Regions from separate parts of the Homo sapiens genome. Here region 2 is linked to region 1. Evidence: chromatin contacts called from ENCODE Hi-C or POLR2A ChIA-PET data. All regions are on one chromosome and are shown on one strand. Each heading gives the region's core, a stretch centred on a gene start or an enhancer-like site at or near the end of the contact. The rest is flanking DNA. Distances are from core to core; before and after follow the strand shown.

The links. Hi-C counts contacts between places; a loop is a spot of excess contacts on that map. ChIA-PET counts read pairs that join two places held with the same protein, here RNA polymerase II (POLR2A). Pooled maps may share reads with other maps.
Region 2: a loop to region 1 is called in a pooled map, with 2.3 times the contacts of the local background. The contact joins the enhancer-like site here to the promoter of SOX9 in region 1. A Hi-C loop is called at or near these places in 11 of 168 maps with a recorded cell type or tissue (Calu3, PC-3, PC-9 and 6 more) and 15 of 50 pooled maps. POLR2A ChIA-PET finds 5 or more read pairs at or near these places in 2 of 52 experiments (AG04450 and MCF 10A).

What each region holds. Positions count from the first base shown.
Region 1 is chr17:72,118,272-72,122,439 of GRCh38, forward strand. SOX9 (SRY-box transcription factor 9) reads left to right here and starts at 2,749. Exons shown (of 3, transcript NM_000346.4): 1 at 2,749-3,551. The coding sequence starts at 3,121. It also overlaps a transcript of SOX9-AS1 not described here. RefSeq lists enhancers at 1-46, 1,412-1,912, promoters at 2,014-2,781, 2,636-2,781 and silencers at 2,395-2,724, 3,635-3,734.
Region 2 is chr17:71,985,589-71,989,756 of GRCh38, forward strand. No RefSeq gene overlaps it. Among named protein-coding and RNA genes, the nearest start is that of ROCR, 38 kb to the right of the region's middle. Within about 2 kb of position 2,228, at least 2 of the 41 ENCODE cell types and tissues checked have a DNase peak (open chromatin) inside an H3K27ac peak, as active enhancers do; they include PC-3 and mammary epithelial cell, where a contact is called at or near this core.

The sequences.
Region 1 (4,168 bases), core at 1,499-3,998:
CTGTGTCTGAGGTCCTCTGGTCGGGGACTGCGCGCGTCTTCCCAGGTCAGGGAGGAGGGGTCGGGGCGACCTGAGAAAGACACAACGAAGCGAATGGAGCCCCTGAATGGGGAAAGGGGAGTGGACACCAGGAGGCCCCTGCAGAAATGCAGGACCGATCCACTCGCGAGCTGACAATGCCACGCGCTAGACTTGGCCTGACGGTGGCAACGCTTGGCACCTGGGGGATAGGGGCCTTCTCCTGGCCTCAGTCCCCAAATTCTGCGCAGAATAGAACGGCTGGCATCTCAAGTGCTCTTTTTTCACCCGGATCTCTACAGACACAAGTTCCCTCACTGAGCTGCGCAGAGGTGGATCCGCACAGGAGGGAATATCGCGTAGGAATTCCTGCAAATATAAATCTCAGCAGCAAAGCAGTCCAGATTGACTGGAACACACCACCCCCAGCCACCACCATCCAAGTTTTCCCTGGTTCTCGGAGTTGGAAACAGTTTCTGGGCTTTTGGCGCCCCCTCTGGATACAGATGAAAACTGCAGTCCATTTTTAAGTCGCCTGTTCATAAGTTTTCAGGAAGATGTAAAATTCAAAAATGCTTGCATCAAATCAACGGGAAATGTATAAATCCCCGTCGTTTATGATGTAAAACTCTACATATTAGTATCTTATTGCATAATTGCATTAAAAGTATATTTATACATATACGTATATATCTTGACATATATTTAGTGAAATATTCCAAAATATCTTAAAGTCATAGCCCTCTTCACTGACTTTATTCCAGCAAACATGGTAATTACAATATCATACAACTAAGTACAGACGACCTGGCTAAAATGTCTGCCCGATGGTCTCCGAGTCTCCTGAATCAGGTGTCTGAGAATTACACAGTTATACTGTACACACAATGCCCTTCTACCCGGGACACAGAAATAGGTCCACACTACGCGGACTTTTTTCTCCTAGGAAAGGACGATGCTGTTCTTACACTTTCTGAAAGTAATCACAGAGCCCTGGATACGAAGCTATTGTATGCAAATCTCTTAAATTTGTAAACGAGCTATAGGGCACCAGAAACATCCCATTTGAAGAAGTTACATTCGTTAAAAAAAAAATGCTGTTGAACAAGGCTGTAACTTACTACCTTATGAAGAGTTCCATTTCCTATAAGAAATGTCGGGCTTCTTCCGAAGACAACGAGAGAAAACAAGATTTTAAGAAATTCTCCCGGAAGGACATTGATTTGGATCTTGTGATAGTGTCCTCACTTCGCAAATTAGAAAGGGAAAAAAAAACTAGTTTTTATTATGATGTGGGCCGATTCACCACAACAATAATTTAATTGAGGCGAATTTTTGCAAGAGCCCAAAAGGGTGGGGGGGGGGGGGGAGTTTAAAATTAAGAGTTTCCCAATGCTGTGCGTTTATTTGGGATTCTGAAAGCACAGAACCCGCAAGCGACCAAGACTTTTCTTCTATCCCAGAGCAGATAGCTCCGCACTTACCCAACCTGGCTCTAAGCATTTCGTGTAAACACAAAGGTTGTGCTCAAATCACACTTGAAATACATGAGAGACACCACCAATGCCTCCCCCAGAACTCCCAACTACATGCAGGTCTGAACCGACCGGACTAGAGTCAGAAGCACCGGCGCTTCACCCCTTCAGGTGTTTCGTAAATGCCAGCAAAAGCAGGCAAGCAGCATGACTCCGCCAGAGTGGAGCGTTTTGTCTGCGGTGGTGCCCATTTGTTTGGTCTTTTACAAACCAAGTGACCGGCCTGGGCCTCGCGGCCCGGGACAGCCGCATTGGCAAACTTCTATCTCTCAAAGCCAGAGCAGTTAGCAAACTCTCCCCCAGACAGGGCGACTCGGCTGACGTTTTTGACCCGGCCAGGAGGCAAAGACCAAAACGTCAGAGCAGTAGCCCTGTTACTGAGGAGCGTCGGCAGGGTCGCGGGTAGAGGGGGCTGGAGAATGACTTGTCAGAGCTCAAGGTCGATGTGGCGCGGGGCGGCCTCGAGAGCGCCGGGCTCCTGCGTGGCCACGGCCGCCGCTGCCAACCTTCGCGGGGACTTAGCTTTGCTTTCCATTGACTCCCTTTGCAAAAGCGCAGCAGAATCCTGACCAGCCGCACCAGCCCCGGCGAACCCGAGCATGTTAATCTATTTATATGGATTATTACGGAGGAACAGCGGGCGTTGAGTCACCAAAACATTTGCTTCAAAAGACTATTTCTAAGCACTTTTGCAGGCAGGCAGGCTCGCTCCAGGCGCGTAAACTCGGCTACGCATTAAGAAGCGGCTGCTTTTCGAATACTGCAAACTCCAGCTAAGTCCCCGGTGCCGCGGAGAGAGCAGTGAAAAGAAATGTCGGAGGTGGGGGTAGATCCTAGTCTAGACACACACACTTGCGCGCACACACACACACACACACACAAGATTCGCGCGGAGAAGGCACTAAAATTCTGGCATTCCGAGAGTACGACAAACTTACACACTTGGAAGTCCCGGGTCCCCCGCCTTCCCCGCAGCACCCCCCGCCCCCCCACCCTACCGTCCGCCCTTTGGCTGCGATCCCCTCCCCTCTCCTCCCCTCCCGCCTCGTCACCCAGCCCAGTGCCACAATCCTCCTCCCTCCCCAAAATCGGGTCCAATCAGCTGCCTGCCAACCCTGGGACTGCTGTGCTGTGATTGGCGGGTGGCTCTAAGGTGAGGCGGAGTATTTATTAAAGAGACCCTGGGCTGGGAGTTGGAGAGCCGAAAGCGGAGCTCGAAACTGACTGGAAACTTCAGTGGCGCGGAGACTCGCCAGTTTCAACCCCGGAAACTTTTCTTTGCAGGAGGAGAAGAGAAGGGGTGCAAGCGCCCCCACTTTTGCTCTTTTTCCTCCCCTCCTCCTCCTCTCCAATTCGCCTCCCCCCACTTGGAGCGGGCAGCTGTGAACTGGCCACCCCGCGCCTTCCTAAGTGCTCGCCGCGGTAGCCGGCCGACGCGCCAGCTTCCCCGGGAGCCGCTTGCTCCGCATCCGGGCAGCCGAGGGGAGAGGAGCCCGCGCCTCGAGTCCCCGAGCCGCCGCGGCTTCTCGCCTTTCCCGGCCACCAGCCCCCTGCCCCGGGCCCGCGTATGAATCTCCTGGACCCCTTCATGAAGATGACCGACGAGCAGGAGAAGGGCCTGTCCGGCGCCCCCAGCCCCACCATGTCCGAGGACTCCGCGGGCTCGCCCTGCCCGTCGGGCTCCGGCTCGGACACCGAGAACACGCGGCCCCAGGAGAACACGTTCCCCAAGGGCGAGCCCGATCTGAAGAAGGAGAGCGAGGAGGACAAGTTCCCCGTGTGCATCCGCGAGGCGGTCAGCCAGGTGCTCAAAGGCTACGACTGGACGCTGGTGCCCATGCCGGTGCGCGTCAACGGCTCCAGCAAGAACAAGCCGCACGTCAAGCGGCCCATGAACGCCTTCATGGTGTGGGCGCAGGCGGCGCGCAGGAAGCTCGCGGACCAGTACCCGCACTTGCACAACGCCGAGCTCAGCAAGACGCTGGGCAAGCTCTGGAGGTAGGACCCGGCGGGGGCGGCGCGGCAGGGTGGGCATCGCGGCGGCTGGGGGCGCTGGTCAGGGCTGATTTGCCCCGCCCCGCCTCCCATCGCCCGGGAGTTGCCGTTCCGGGAGCCGGCGGGATGGGGTTGGGAGTGGGAATGGGGTGTAACTGTGGCTCAGAGTTTGACAAAGTTCTTGGGCTGCTCGCGGGGACGCGGAGGAGGGGGGTGGTAAGTGGAAGAGGTGAGGGAGGTAGCTGGAGGATGGACGAAGACTGGTGGGAGACGGAAGGAGGGGGCTGCCAGCCTGCTCTCCAGTCGCCTGGAAGCTCAATCGGGGCGGGGAAGTGAAACTTGCCTCCCTCCTACCCGGCCTCTTAAAACTGCACTCTCTCGTGCAGCCCCACTGTCCACGGAGATGGGGCAAGGGAGAAACCGAGGTTGGAGGAGACCCTTGGCAGGAACTGGGAGGCGGGAGGAGGGAGGCTACTGGAAATAGGTGGGAGTGTATGGTGGGGGGTGAGAATTGGGGACCTTCTTGCAGCTTAAGTAATTTGGGGGAAAGTTTTCAAAGGGGGTTGGGGTTGGGGGCGGTAAGTCGAGCAGCAAAGGCGTTTAGGGGGCAGCACCGGGAG
Region 2 (4,168 bases), core at 978-3,477, 130 kb before region 1:
GTATTGACTGTCCTCTGTTGCCTTCCCCAATAGACTACTGGGTGTGTCAAGAACAATCTGCCCTCAACAAAATCATCTTTTTCTAAAAAATTCATTGAAAGTCTCCTATTCAAGTATCCCCTAGCCTAGGCAAGCTTGTTGAGTGAGGCATGACACCATCACAGCCCAGATGTGGTGGCAAAGGGCTGTGATGGTGTCAGGCCTCAAAAAGCTCAGGAAGGCCTCACACTGGGGCTGCAGGGTGCTTCCCAAGCATCACACTTGGGAGAGCCAGCTTCCCAATGGGTGCTGTTCTGGCTTGTCCTGACGGTAACCACACAGTGGAGTCACCAATATCCTAGGACAGTTTTGCAGTTCTTTGAAGCTAGTGTGGCATAGTTTAGCTCAGAATCTAAGCCCCTTCTCTGGTGAGGATAATATCACAAAGACCAGGTTTTCCCAAACACCCATCCAGCTCCCTACTAAAAAAAAACGCATGAACCTTCCATTTACATCCATGTTGGGTTGCCAACATCCTCCTCTGAACCAACATCCAAGAAAGACGACTCACCTTAAGAATTAAAGACACAGCCTGCCTGGGAACCTGGACACAAAATTATTTACATCCATAGTGACAGCGTCCAAAGCCTGTGCTTAGGTCTTTCAAAGTGGCAGAGTCAAAGATGAAATGGTTGGATCCCAGGCAGAATTTTTTTCAACCTTACTTCAAAGGGAGCAACATTTTTGTAGCCCCTCCGCAAAAATGGGATAAATGGTCCTATTGTCTTGACTCTATCAATATTGGTAGTGGAGGATAACATGAAGACCCTATTTCCTCCACTCTCCATCTGTACTTTGATTCTTGTAGATATGCATCCATCTACTTCCATCTGTTCTGTCAAGTGCAGAGAGAAGATGGTAACTTTTTCAAGAAGTCTAAACCAAGTTAGAAAAATCTCATCACACAGGACCTAGAAGCCTCCAGTTGTGGAACTCTCCAGTCCACAAGCCCAATTCCAATAGCAAATTGAAGGGTCTGGAAACAAAAAGAGGCGGGAAACTCACGCATTCTTGTATATTTTTTATGCTCTCTCTGCCTCTTAATTGTTTTTCATACAACATTCACGATTCATAAAATTCATGAGTTCATACTAGATTCATACTACATTCATGTTGAGACCTCTAAAAGGACATCACTAAGCCTGGTTTCTATGTTATGGACTCAATACTTCATCAGTCTCACAAGGAAGTCCAGAAACATCCTGGGAAAGTGGGAAGTGGAATGTGGAGTATCTCCTTTTGTTTCTCCTCACAATCTTAAATTTCTTCTCTTACCCGTAATGAATCCAAGAAGCTATAAGATATAAAATAATAATTGATGGACTATAATTTCTTTTCTTAAAGTTCTATAGTTCTGGATTTTAATGATATTAAGATCATCTGAATCTAGTCCACAACATAGCAGTTAGTCATTTGACATTTCTCACTGACCCACCTCCCCAACCCCCAGCTGAGTAATATGGCTCAAAGATAAAAAGAACTGGTTCTTCCTTGTTAAGACTGTTTATCTAGGGTTAAATTTCTGAAATGGATTTCTATAATTCATGGAACTCATTTGCAAACCCCAAGTAACCAACATCCACTGATCCAATGTTTCCTTTCCACAGGCTGCTTCTATCATTCAAGACAGTAAAAAAATCAATGATATTTCTTTCCTGAACTTTCTTCCAATTGATTTTACAGATGGGGCCCTCACTATGTACAATGCCATGTAATTCACAACTAAAAGAAGGCATTTCTATGTGGACAAACTTTTAGCTACATTGAATTCTATCAGATAATGTACAAATTTCAGAGGATAAAAACAGTCTCTTTCTCGTAAAGGTCATTCCCACCCATTTTCAAGTCCTCGTATTACAAATAAACATTGAGCACATACTATGCACAAAACAATTTTGGTCTGTGTATTTTTCCCATAATACTTTCATATTTCATTTATTTCTCTATGTCTTCTACTCCCCTAAAAAGCCATTATTCTGAAATGAAACTTTTTTTTGTTTTTTAGAAGCAAGCTCAAGGCACGCTTTCTCACCTTCAAGCCCAGTCCATGTTCTTAAAGTTGCAGAGAGTTGTCTTTCAGGGTCCCCTTCAATGCCAACGCCCCCCCCTCCACCACCACCAATTTTCAAGGGACAATAAATCATCTATTTCCACACTGAAACTGAAACTGACAACTGCTGAGAGCGTCTGCCAAAGGGTGTGTCATAGCCAAAGGCAGTTAGAGTCCCTACCAGCATCCTGTTCTCAGACTTGGGGACCTGAGATACCACTGGAATTTGCCTAAATGCCAGAATCAATAACAGAGCTCCCAGTGGAAAGTTCAGGATGTCCCCCAGACCACTCCCTCAACCTGCTGAATACAACATGCTTCTTGCAGGAGGATGCTGTGTTTATCAACCAGGGGACCCTAGAGACGCTGTACTTGTAACCAGTCAGAATCCACCACCCCTCATGGCAGAGTGCTTATGTATTATTTATCCCACTTTTTAAGATGGGAGAATCTGTCTAGTCTATAATACTATTTGAAATCATCACCTTTGATAGGCATCCTCCTTTATTAAATGTGCTTATATGTTGACATCCTGCTTTCTCTGTTTACATTTCCTTAACTTTCAGTCTTCAAGAGAATACATGAAAACCTAAAAGATCACCATCACAGACTTCAAGGCAAATTTTAAGACAGGAAAGCTTGATTTAATTTGGTGTGTTACATCTATTAAATGGATGAGAAACATGTTCCTTAGATGGAATGAGTTGAAGAAAGAAATCAATCAGGATTGATGAATAAACCAGATTGCCTTCCAGGTCTTTCCAAGTTACTGGAGCCACAGTGTGGCTTTGTTGTTTGGCTTAGAGGAAATTCCCACTACATCAGCAGAAACACATTGAAAGATAACACTAAACAGAACTTTAAAAAAAAATCTGCAATTGAGTTTATTATCTCAAAATTCAAAGTATCTAATTAGGAAATTTTTTATAATTGTGTGTACACGTACACACAAGAAAGGAAAGGGATATAGTGATACAAACAGATCATTAGTACTCCATAGAGGTGGGACATTGAACATAAATTAAAGAAGCCTTTACCAAAGTAAAGCAACTTGGCTGAAATTTTGCTGTAAGAGAGCTACATGGAATCAATGCTAAAGTCTCAGCAACAGCCTGCAAAAATTAAGGAAAATAACCTGCTGAGATACACACCATGTGTTAAGACTACTGTCTGAAGCTATATAGTACACAGAAGCTAGCTTCTTTTTTTACCCATCTGATGCTACATTTGACAGGCAATTTACAGTCTGAGTAAGGCATTAATTGTTTTATTAAAGTGGTAAAATAGAATTTAGAATATATGCACTACTTAACTTTCACACCAGATTATCATGTAGGGTCTGGCCAGTCTGCGATGTGTACAGTAACACTCCATTTTTAACCTGCTTCTCTTCCTTACTTTTCATCAAACACAAATGCCTGCAGAGGATGTGTACTTCTTTTAAATGCATAGAGCAAACCAGGTATAAAAGAGAGATGCCCAGCTACTTATGTTGCAAGTAAAGATAGGCCATCTTGCATTGTCTTTTAACACTAAACAATGCCTGTCTTCACACTGTACGTATGAGGCAGCTAATTTGAGATTCTCTGCTTCTACACACTCATGCTATGAAAATGTATGCACACCCTCAGCTTTAACTGTCACTTGTATGCTGTTGGTTGACAACTCTCCAATCTATTTTTTCCAGTTCTTTTATTTCTGCAAAATTCTACAAGTTCATCTGACTGTCTGGTAAACATCCCCACTTAGGTGTCTGACAAGCACCTCAAACTTACTATCTTTCATGCCAAACCGAAGACTGCTTCACAAGGGGAATTAGAACCCCATGGCATATATATTAAGGGAGAGTCTGCAATTCAAGTAACATCCAAGCCCTAACCCTTTCCTGTCATATCCTGCAAGATCCCTCCTTATCTTCTCTCACCCTCCCTCACACCCACTCTGCCCCAAGCACATGGGACCTTCATTACATTCACAAGTCTGGATCACTCCAACCAGGAAGACTTTGCATTTGCAGTTCACTTTCTAGATGCTTCTCTAATATTTGCATATCTGTGCTCTGATAACCACACAAGTCTC